2 separate regions of the Homo sapiens genome follow, and region 2 is linked to region 1. A link is a contact called in ENCODE Hi-C or POLR2A ChIA-PET data. All regions are on one chromosome and are shown on one strand. Each heading gives the region's core, a stretch centred on a gene start or an enhancer-like site at or near the end of the contact. The rest is flanking DNA. Distances are from core to core; before and after follow the strand shown. Region 1 has its middle 120 kb from the start of NECTIN1-AS1. Region 2 holds the start of NECTIN1 (nectin cell adhesion molecule 1).

Region 1 (5,583 bases), core at 2,080-4,579:
ACAGAGTGAGACCTCGTCTCTAAAAAAACAGAAAAAGAGGCTGGGCATGGTGGCTCACACCGGTAATCTCAGCACTTTGGGAGGGTGAGATGGGCAGATCATGAGGTCAGGAGTTCGAGACCAGCCTGGCCAACATGGTGAAACCCCACCTCTACTAAAAATACAAAAATTAGCTGGATGTGGTGATGTGTGCCTGTAATCCCAGCTACTTGGAAGGCTGAGGCAGAAGAATCACTTGAAACTGGGAGGCGGAGGTTGTAGTGAGCTAAAATCATGCCATTGCACTCCAGCTGGGGTGACAGAGCAAGACTCTGTCTCAAAAAAAAAAAAAAAAAAAAAAGAAAGAAAGAAAGAAAAAGAAAGAGGCAGGATCTTTAAGAGGTGGTTAGCCATGAGGGGTCTGCCTTCATGAATGGATTAATGCCATTGGCCATTGTCTCAGGAATGGGTTCCTTATAAAAAGAGGTTAGCCCTTCTCTCTGTCTTCACCCTCTTCCTCCCCCCTCTCTCTCCCCCACCTCCTCTCTCTGTCTCTCCCGCTCTCTCTCGCTCACCCATGTGATGCCTTCTGCCATGCTATGGTGCAGCAAGGGCTTACCAGACGCCACCCCCTCAGTCTTGGACTTCCCAGCCTCCAGAACCATAAGCCAGTAAATTTCTATTCACTATAAATTACCCAGTCTGAGGTATTCTGTGGGAGCAGCACAAAACAGACAAAGATGATATTCATATTTAAATAATGTAAGACTTTTTATATCTAACTCTGGACTTTCTTCTCTGGTAAAAATAAGATCAATGTTGATAGCACTTGGTCTCAGAGCCCCTGACGTTAGCACTAAGTTATAAGCACTTACTCTGCCATCAGATATGGTGGCCCTGCTGAGCCTCTGGCAGTAGGACGAGCCCAAAGCAAAGAAAGTGGTCCCAGTGCCCTTCCCTCCTTCCACTTCCTGCTCCAGGTTGATGGGCTGGACACAAGGGTTAAGATTAGGGGATCTGGCCAGGAGCAGTGGCTCACACCTGTAATCCCAGCACTTTGGGAGGCCGAGGTGGGCAGATCACTTGAGGCCAGGAGTTCAAGACCAGCTGGGCAACACAGTAAAACCCCGTCTCTACTTAAATTACAAAAATTAGCTGGGCGTGGTGGTGCACGCCTGTAATCCCAGCTACTCAGGAAGTTGAGGCAGAAGAATCGCTTGAACTCGGGAGGCAGAGGTTGCAGTGAGCCAAGATTGCGCCACTGCACTCCAGCCTGGGTGACAGAATGAGACTCTGTCTCAAAAAGAAAAAAAAAAAACAAAGCAAACAAAAAAATTAGCCAGGTGTGGTGGCACACACCTGTAATCCTAGCTACTCAGGAGGCTGAGGCAGGAGAATTTCTTTAACCCAAGAAGCAGAGGTTGCAGTGAGCAGAGATCACGCCACTGCACTCCAGCATGGGCCACAGAGCAAGACTCTGTCTCAAAAAAAAAAAAAAAAAAAAAAAAAAAAAGATTAGAGAGTCAGGCCCAGAGATTCCTGAAAGGAGCTTTGTCAGTTCCCCCTTGTCCAGAAAGGACTGAGTAAGCCCACTCTTGGTCTTTTTCTGAATCAGCCTAAAAGTGGCCTCTCTTGGTTGGGGCAATTTTGGAGAGCAAATTGCAAGGGGCAGAAGCTTGGAAAGGGCTAAAACTAAGGAAAGAGGGTATTGTTGCAGCCAATGCCAGCTGTTCCCCCTCCCAACCCAATGCTGTGGACTGCTGGCTAATGGGTGCACATGCTTTTTAGTCTCTGGCTCTTCTCTGCCATTCCCACCCCACAGCTGGAGTGTGCTTGGCAGAGGCACATAATTGGCTCTGTGCATTGGAGCCAGTGAGGCAAGAGCTACAGTGTGAGGGACAGAAGGGAGATGACAGGGAAAGAAGGATCCTGCACCTTTCTCTCTGCCTACCCACTGTGATTCCTTCTGCCTTCAGGTGGGTCACAGAATGGTGGAACGGAAAGCTCAAGAGATCTGCAGTCAGAAGACCTGAGATCTCTTCATTTGCTAGCTGTTACCTAATTTTGTTTAGCCTTATTTTTCCCATCTGTAAAACTGGGATATTGGTTAGGGTTACAGACAAACACAGGTTGGGAGGATGCTCTTTGGTGTGGGAAGGAACTTGATAGTCTGTAGAGGGATGTGCAGATGTGAGTTGTTATTCCTACTCCTGTCTTGCAGGAAGTGGGATGCCTGGCCAGACACCTCAGCATCCATATCACTCATCAAACCACCCCCACCCCTGCACATACAGGTGCATGTTCCATGGTAAACCAAAACAACAGCCTCAAAAACAACCAACAAAAACTGAAGTTGTGATATGTATCCACGTGGGTTCCTCCCAATCCAACAAAAGTTAGACTTGGGCCTCTAGGACTCATTCCAGTGAGGACCCTCTGAGCACTCATGAAAGCTTTCATGGGAGTCTGCAGGAGGGAAGGAGGGTGGAGGAGGGGCAGGATCTCTTCAAAGGGCAAATTAATGCATGCCAAGCTAACACATGCCAAGCACCATTACTGAGCATCCCCTGAATGCCCATATTTGCTGGACATTTCACAGGAGCCAAGACAACTCTGATGGGTTTTACAGTCATTGGAGATGATAAGTAAACCTTCCTTCAAACAGAGAAATAATGGGAAATAATGGGAAACAGATTGCAGTACACACAATTGGAGAAGGAAGGAAGCTGTTTTCAGAGCCCTAGGCCCATCCCATCAAACAATGGTGCTCCAAGGGTAAATTGAGTTCTCTTTGGCTGGGCAGAGAGCATGAGGCCAAGAGGGAAAGATATTGGGGTGCCGAGCATCACAGCAGGCTCCCTTTCTGCCTTCCCACACCAGTCCCCTGACACCGACTGGATGTCACTCAATTCAATTCAATTCAATTCAATTCAATTCAATTCAATTCAATTCAATTCAATTCAATCCAATTCAATTCTGACATCAGCTACCTGGCGTTAGCACAAATCCCACAGGTTAAGGGGCTTAGTCCCGCAAGACTGCCCACTTCAGGTACCAACTACAAGTCCTGGGTGTCCTCAAGCCACTCACACTTCTGCCTGCCCAGCTATAAATTCGGGGGTTCCTCTACACCCTCATTTTGGGTTGATAAAGAATGACTCAGAGAACTCACTGGAAGCATTATATTTACAATTACCATTTTATTGTAAAAGATACAAATAAACAGCCTGATGAACATGCACACACAGCAAGGTCTGGAAGAGTCCCAAGCACAAAAGCTTCTGTTGGAGTCAGGGTGTGCCACCCTTCTGGTATGCCAATATTAGTATGTTTACCAACCAGGAAGTTCTCCAAGCCTTGTTGTTCAGAGTTTCTGTTGAGGTTTCATTATGTAAGCATGATTGATTTAATCATTGGCCATGTGACTGGACTCCATCTCCATCTTTTCCTGGAGGTGGAAGGGAGAGGGGAGGGGCTGAAAGTTCCAACTCTTTAATCCCTTGGTTGGTTTTCCTGAGAACCAGCCTCTGTTCTGAAACTGTCTAGGGGATCTGCTGTGAGTCATCTCATTAGCATAAACTCAGGTGTGGCTGAAAAGGGCTCATTATGAATAACAAAAGACATTCCTGTCATTCAAACTTCTGAGGGTTTTTGAAGCTCTGTGCCAGGAACCTGGGACAAAGACTAAATATATTATTTTTGACTTTATCCCACTTTCCTACTCACAGAGAAGAAGGAAGAGAATGGGGGAGCATCCTGAGTGTTTCGTGACTTCATTGTGGGAGGAGGCGCCGGAACTGTATGAGTGGTTGAAGGAAAGTATGAAGAAAACAGAATCACAGATCATCTTTACTTAACTGGAGGTCTATCCTACAGAAGAGGGAGCCTCTGCCAGGAGGAATTTGGACCAATGAGCGAAAGTAATGGGAAACCAGTTTTCAGCAGGAGCTGATAGGGTGGGCTGCCTTGAGAAGTAATAAGCTCCTAGAGAATATTTTAACAGAGCTGAATGCAAGTTCCATGTGAGCATCAACTCAGTCGGACTTGACTTCTGCTGTGTGCCTGGGGCCTGAATATTACCTGACAAACAGTAGATGCTTACTAAATATTTGGTAAATATTTGTTGAATGCACATTTGTGGAGGAGAAGGGAAGGTAGTTTAAATAACATGAAAACCTAGGCCCAGTCATAAGTCTTTAGTATCCAGCCGTTGTGCTGGCTTTTGAGGCAAAAAACAAAAAAACAAAAAATTCTTCTTAAGAAGCTCACCACAGTAAGTGCTGTAAGTGGGGAGATAGACATTTATGTCTAGAGCAAAGTTTAATAACAAACAAATCAGTTCCAGTTAAAGATGGCAAGTTGAACCCATTCATTAGTTTACACTCCCCAAAGCCCATGGAAATAACAGTAAAAGGATTTTATTAAAAGGCATAAGCCCATCAGTTCAAAGGTGGAATGCAGATGGAGACTTCCAGTAAAGATGGTGAATTGAATGCACACAATTCATCTTGCTCTTCTTGAAAACCCTAAAGTGACTATAAAGGGATTTTTTAAAAATCAGAAACCCATAAAGGTGGAGATGAGACAGAAATTCGGCAGGACTTGTTTTACAAGATGCGGGTCACAAGGACACTGCTGATAAAACAGGATGTGGCAAAGAAGCCAGTCAAAACCTGCCAAAACCAAGATGGCAACAAAAGCAATCTCTGATTGTCCTCACTGCTCATTATATGCTAATTACAATGCATTAGCATGCTAAAGGCACTCTCACTAGCGCCATGACAGTTTACGAATGCCATCGCACATCCAGAAGTTACCTTATATGGTCTAAAAGAAGGAGGAACCCTCAGTTCTGGGAAATCTCTGCCCCTTTCCTGGAAAACTCATGAATAATCAACCCCATATTTAGCATATAATCAAGAATTAACTATAAATATAGCCGGCCAACAGCCCTCAAAGGCTGCTCTGCCTATGGAATAACCACCTTTTATTCCTTTAGTTTTCTTCTTTTTTTTTTTTTTGAGATGGAGTTTTGCTCTGTTGCCCAGGCTGGAGTGCAGTGGCACGATCTTGGCTCACTGCAACCTCCGCCTCCTGGGTTCAAGTGATTCTCCTGCCTCAGCCTCCCCAGTAGCTGGGATTACAGGTGCACGCCACCACGCCCTGCTAGTTTTTGTATTTTTAGTAGAGATGGGGTTTCTCCATGTTGGCCAGGCTGGTCTGGAACTCCTGACCTCAGGTGATCCACGTGCCTCGGCTTCCCAAAGTGCTGGGATTATAGGGGTGAGCCACCGTGCCCAGCCTATTCCTTTACTTTCTTAATAAACTTGCTTTCACTTTATTCTGCTTGCTCTTGAATTCCTTCCTGTGCTTGAATTTCTTCCTGCACAAAGCCAAGAACCCACGTGGCCTCCCGGGCTGAGCCCCAATTTTGGGGTTTGCCCTGTGCCAGAAATAATGGGAGAGAAGACAACAGCAGCCCAAGTTTGGAAACTGTAAAGCAATGAATGAGTAAACTGAGTAGACTGGGAAAAGCTGAAGCCCAAACTGAAAGAGGGGAAAGCTAAAAAGCCAATTCCCACCCCCTTTCTCCAAAACCCCTCC
Region 2 (5,583 bases), core at 1,134-3,633, 140 kb after region 1:
GGTTCCGGATGTGGACATATGTAATTGAAGGGTTCCTGGAAGCTCAAATCCCCATGGCCAGGCAAGTCCTAGAGCCCGAACTTCTGTATCTCTGGCTGGCTTCCCAGGCCATCCAGTGTGAGAAGACCTCTCACTCTCACCAAGACCACCCTCTGGGGGCAGGGTGGGCAGTGACACCTGTGAGCCCTGGATTTTCCCCACCCCCCACATCGAGCAGGGCAGCACCCCAGGCTTCACGGGTGGAGGCACCCCAGTACTGGCTTTCACAAACTGCTTCCCAGACATCCACCACTTAGTGAGATTGGCGGGGCCCTCGTAGTGAGCTGGCTGGCAGCAGAAGAGGCATAGAAGGGAATGAGGCCAGGCTTCTGCCTTCCAGGAGTGCACCCTAGCCCCGGAACTAGGCAGCCAGACTGTTCCCTCGATAACAAACTGCCTGGCCATTCTGCGGCAAAGCACATTGCAGGAACTCGGGATCTAATATTCCTGCCCCACGAGGAGATGGTCTCTGTACACTGACCCCCTATTCTGCCACCCCAAGGCGGGGACCACGTGCTCCAGTCAAGATCCGCCCCCCTCCCCAAAATCCCATCTTGCTAGAGCTGCAGGTCGTCTCTGGTTTCTACCCAGAGAGCTGGAGGAACTCCCCACACCCCTTGACCCACGCTTGGTGTCCAGTCAGCCGGCGAGCTCGGCAGCTTCCCCAGGGACACAAAGGGTTAAATCCAGGCGAGGGGACTCGGTCGGATTTGCCTCCTAAACGCATTTTCCAGTTCATTCCCCAGCACAATATGCCTGGGCTGGTCCCAGCCTCCGTCCCCACCCCACCCGTCAGAATGGGCCACCAGGGCCACCCCGGGGTCGGGCGCGAGGTTAACCCCTCGGCTGCCGGCAGCCCGCACCTCGAGGAAGGACACGCGGGGCACCCTCGGGAAAGTGGGTCATGCAGCTACTTGGATGGCAGGAAGCCCGCGGTGTCTCCTCCAGGGAGAGCCCCCAGAGCTGGGAGCAGAGTTCCGAGGGGGAGCCCGGTCCCGCGCCAGGCCGGGAGGAGGCTGCCCCGGCCTCACCCTCCAGGAAAGGAACCGCAGGTGAGCGAGGAGCCGCCTCTGCCGCAGCAGCCGACTCTCCGCGCCCGCTGTGGGGCGGTGTGGGGCGGGAGGGGGCCCGAGCGTCCTGAGCCGTCTGGCAAAGGGGCCGCCGAAAGAGACGAAGCCCCCCCGCCATACTCCAAACCCGCAGCTCCGAGACTGACGCCCTCCCCCTGGGGCTGTTGTCTCCCACCCCAAGACGGTGATTACGGTGATTATTTTGCATTTATGTAACACGCAGTGTTTCCAAACTGCTTCCCGAGCAGAGAGCTGGTTATTAAATAAACAGAACGCTATTACATATTATTATTTTTTGTAAAGAACTGAGCGGAGAAAGTGCTTTCATGCTACATAGAGACGTGCATCTGACTGCTTCCCTGCAGGGCAGGCGGTTCGGCTTCTCAACCTCTTTCTCCGCCGTGCCACCTCCCACCCCCTTTACCCAAGCCGTGACCCAACTTTTCTGGCTCCTTTCACTCCCCACAATCCAGTCGTGCCCGCCATCCGGCTCCCAGCCCCGGGGAGGCATTGGATGGGGGTGGGGACAGCAGAGGTGAGCGCTCTTACCTGGGAGGAAGAATGCGGTCAAGCCGAGAGCGAGTCCCCACCAGCGTCCAGCGGCGCCCGCAAGCCCCATCCGAGCCATCGGGGGCCGGGGGTCCGGCGAGAGGGGCGGCGAGGGCAGCGCTCCTCGCGCAGCAGAAACCAGCCCGGAAGATGAGGGAAGATCGCTGGCGGTCGGCGGGCGCTCGAAGGATCCAGGTCAGCTGCAGCCGTCGGCCGGGGCGGGGTGGGCTGGGTGGGATCCGCGCGGCCGCAGTCCGGGCCCCGGGCCGCCGCCGGCTCAGAGGCTCGGCAGATGCCCGCCGCAAGTTGCACGAGTCATGCCCCTTCGCCTCCTCCGCTCTCCTCCCGGCGCCGGTCCCCGCCCTCTTCTTCCACGCAGAGCGGGGCTGGGGAGAGGGACCCACCCCCGGCGCGCCCGGCTGCCCGGTTGCGCGGCGCGGGCTCCTGGCCCCGGCCCGCTCACACCCTCCCGCTCGGCTCCAACTTGCAGGCGTCCATGGCCGGCCGTCCTCCGAGGGTGGCGGGACGCACCCGGGCGGCGCAGAAGGCTCGGGGCCCAGGCGGCGGGCGCGGGGCTCGGCGGTCGGCGGCCCGGGTGGCTCTGGCTGCGCGGCCGGGCGCGAGGAGAACGGGTCGGAGGCGCCGCGCGTCCCAGCCGCCGCCGCTCTGCCGGGTGCCGGCGATCCGCAACAATGTGGAGCCGCGCTCGCTGCTCTCGCTCTCTTTCTCTCACTCGCCGAGCTCCAGCCTCTCACCCGCTCGCCCGTGATGTCAGCCAGAGGGGAGGGGTTAGCGTTAACCCCCTCCTGGCCTCGATGCGCGCCCGCCGGGGCCCGGTCGGAGCCCGAGCGCACGCGCCTTCCCGACCGAAGCAGAGGCGGATCGCGAGCGCGGGCTGCGGGGTCCGGCTCAGGACCCTCGCTCGGGAGCTACCCCTCGGCCGCCTTCCAGCTGGGGAGCCGGCTGGAGCGCGGGCTGCCCTCCTCCTCCGCTGACAAAGGCAGGCAGTGACCCCTAGCGGCCGGCGGCGCCGAGGCGCGGCGGGTGGGGGTGGAGTTAGGACCGGGCCGGGGGCGGCGGTGGAGGAGAGGGCGGGATGGAGAATCCCGGCTAGCAGCGTGGGAGCTGGCAGGGCTTCTGCAAGCCCTCTGCTCCCACCCTGGCCCCATTTCACAGACGAGGAAACAAAGGCCCAAAGAAGAGTTCCGCCCGGGACGGAACGTGGCATAGCTCGCAACAGAACCCAGTCTCCGGAGATCCCTCTCCTCTGCACCACTTGGACGTTCCACGGAGAGGCAGCGGTGCGCGGGGCGACGGGGAGCTGCCAGAGAAGTCAGTGGTGGGCATGAGTGGGTGAGACGGGCCCACTGAGGTTTCTGGTAGAGTTTCTTTTCTAATCCCTGCTCCCTTCGGGGGTTCCTTTTCCAAAAATTGAAGCACCCCGCGCCCCGCCCTTGCCCAAACATAGCCTGAAAACGAGCTCTCCTCCAGTTTCCAGGACCTTAGTTTTGAGAGATTTGTGGGATTCCCGCGAAAGTGGATCGTCCAGTCAGTGTCCCTGGCAGGGCAGGGACTCTCCGCCCCATCCCGTTCACCACCCACTACATCCGGGTGTGGTAGGATTTCTGCCAAGGCGACTGCGCCCTCCGGGCCTTCCCTCTTCCCCTTACTCTGGTCCTCCTATCCCCATCCCCTCCCCCTGGGGGAGGAAGACAGACAGAGTTTCCCACTAAGGAGAGCCGAATTCTCCCCAGACCCTGGCCGGACACTGCTCCCTCTACCCTTTGCCCAGCCCTCTAGGCGGGCAGGAGCAGAGGGGAAGTGGCTGTTTCTGATAACACGTAAATTCTGGTTCCTCACTGGAGAAGGGGCAAAGACAGCGCCATATTCCCACTGTCTGGAATCCGGCCCTGGAGTGTCTCGGTTTCTCGCGGAAGTAGTCAGATCTGGCATTGTCATGAACACTCACCCACTCACTGTATGGTCTTTTACATTTAACAAATGTAACCTGGGCTTTCTTTGTGTCAAAACACAGTGCCTGGCTTGGGGATACAGAGACATCATCATTGTCCTGAAGGAACTCAATCTAGTTGAAGGGTGGGGGAAGACAGACATAGAAACGGATGTCGTAAACAAATATTTAATATGGGATTGTGTGGGTTTGGTGGGTCACAGAAAAAGTGCCCAGTTTAGCCCGGGGTGGGGTTGGTGTAAAGGCTTCAGGGAAGCGAACACAGGGTCTCGGTGAGTCATCTATCAGACCAAGGTAAGTGCTGGAGGGCAGAGACATAAAAGAGACTGGATTTAAGGTAGAGGGTCAGCACGAGCAAAGGAATGAAGGTAAGCAATAGTCAGGTGAGTAGGGGGCCCACAAAGGGTTGACTGGTTTAGCCTGAGCCTAAGACTTGAGGAAAGGAGAGGTCTGCAGATTCGTGAATCATGCCCGGTAGCTGCTAGGAGGGTTTTAAACTGGGGAACACGCTATCAGATTTAGTTTGTGGCAGCTGGGAATCTCCCATCTGGCTGCTGAGTGCTTTAAGGGCCAGGGTTGAATTGAATTCATTGTGATGGCCTTTAGCTCTGTGCCAGGCACACTGCAGGAGCTGAAGGCATGGTTTGAAGGGGCAATCCCAGATGTACCAATGTCTTCTTGTTCCCTGCTCTTACCCTCCCATCCTCTCCATCTTTATTTTATTTTATTTTATTTTATTTTATTTATTTTATTTTATTTTATTTTATTTTAATTTAATTTAATTTTATTTTATTTTATTTCATTGAGACAGAGTCTTGCTCTGTTGCCCAGGCTGGAGTGCAGTGGCGCCATCTCACCTCACTGCAACCTCTGTCTCCCAGGTTCAAGTGTTTCTCCTGTCTCAGCCTCCCGAGTAGCTGGAATTACAGGTGTGTGCCACCACGCCCGGCTAATTTTTGTATTTTTAGTAGAGACGGGGTTTCTCCATGTTGGCCAGGCTGGTCTGGAACTCCTGACCTCAGGTGACCTGCCCTCCTTGGTGTCCCAAAGTGCTGGGATTACAGGCATGAGCCACTGTACCCGGCTGCACTCTCTCCATCTTTAGGTCAGGCTTCTTTGATCCTCTGATCTTAAATGAGCTTCCAAAGAGGGTGCGGCCAGCAGGGAAGATGTGGCTGCCTGGGGATTGGTTGGGTGGAGAAGATGGAAGCAAGTAAGTGATATAGTATGGTTGTTCACTCATCATCTTTAAACAAGCAGGGAAGGTTGCTGGGGGAGGGGACATTTAACTGAGACCCTGAAGGACAGATCAGATTTGGACCAAAAGAGGCAGGAGAGAGACTCCTAAGTGGAAGGAACAGCTTGTACAAGAACATGGAGGTGCGTGGAGGTGGGAGAGGTGCCACCTGTGTTAGGACAGTAGGCATTCCAGTTTGTTTTGCGTTTTAGAGATGTATAAGAGAAAGGGACAGGTAGGCGCAAACAGAAGGCAAAAGGACCAGAAGGTTTCCTTTAGTGACAGGGAAGAAACACAGGATCAAGCAGCAGGAAAGCAGGCTTTGGTTCCTGCTCTTAAGCTGTGAGCCCAGGAGTCACTCTTGCTTCTTACCTCTTCCTGAACCACCATGTTCCAATTTTGTTGATTCTGCCCCTGAGATATATATATATATATATATCCTTTATATATATATATATAGTCTAGTGACATTGATATGCCCCTGATATGCCCCTGAGATATATATATATATCCTTTATATATATATATCCTTTATATATATATATTCTTTATATATATATATATAAAGTCTAGTGACATTGCTCCATTTCTCCTGTTATTAATCTAGTCCATGCACTCATGATTTCTACCTGGTCTTTACAATACTTTCTGACAGTATAGCCAGTCTGCACTGAGATGGGGAGTAAAATGTAACAGTCCAGCACATGGAACTCTGG

Evidence for each region. Hi-C counts contacts between places; a loop is a spot of excess contacts on that map. ChIA-PET counts read pairs that join two places held with the same protein, here RNA polymerase II (POLR2A). Pooled maps may share reads with other maps.
Region 2: a map of PC-3 shows a loop between it and region 1 (3-fold over the local background). The contact joins the promoter of NECTIN1 here to the enhancer-like site in region 1. A Hi-C loop is called at or near these places in 2 of 168 maps with a recorded cell type or tissue (PC-3 and astrocyte of the cerebellum) and 3 of 50 pooled maps. POLR2A ChIA-PET finds 5 or more read pairs at or near these places in 3 of 52 experiments (MCF 10A, PC-9 and naive thymus-derived CD4-positive, alpha-beta T cell).

What each region holds. Positions count from the first base shown.
Region 1 is chr11:119,587,427-119,593,009 of GRCh38, forward strand. No RefSeq gene overlaps it. Among named protein-coding and RNA genes, the nearest start is that of NECTIN1-AS1, 120 kb to the right of the region's middle. Within about 2 kb of position 3,330, at least 5 of the 41 ENCODE cell types and tissues checked have a DNase peak (open chromatin) inside an H3K27ac peak, as active enhancers do; they include PC-3 and PC-9, where a contact is called at or near this core.
Region 2 is chr11:119,726,817-119,732,399 of GRCh38, forward strand. NECTIN1 (nectin cell adhesion molecule 1) reads right to left here and starts at 2,384. Exons shown (of 6, transcript NM_002855.5): 1 at 1,659-2,384. The coding sequence starts at 1,737. It overlaps NECTIN1-DT (NECTIN1 divergent transcript), which reads left to right and starts at 2,767. Exons shown (of 4, transcript NR_120587.1): 1 at 2,767-2,990. RefSeq lists enhancers at 1-908, 1,708-2,569, 2,570-3,430 and silencers at 1,980-2,299, 2,360-2,769.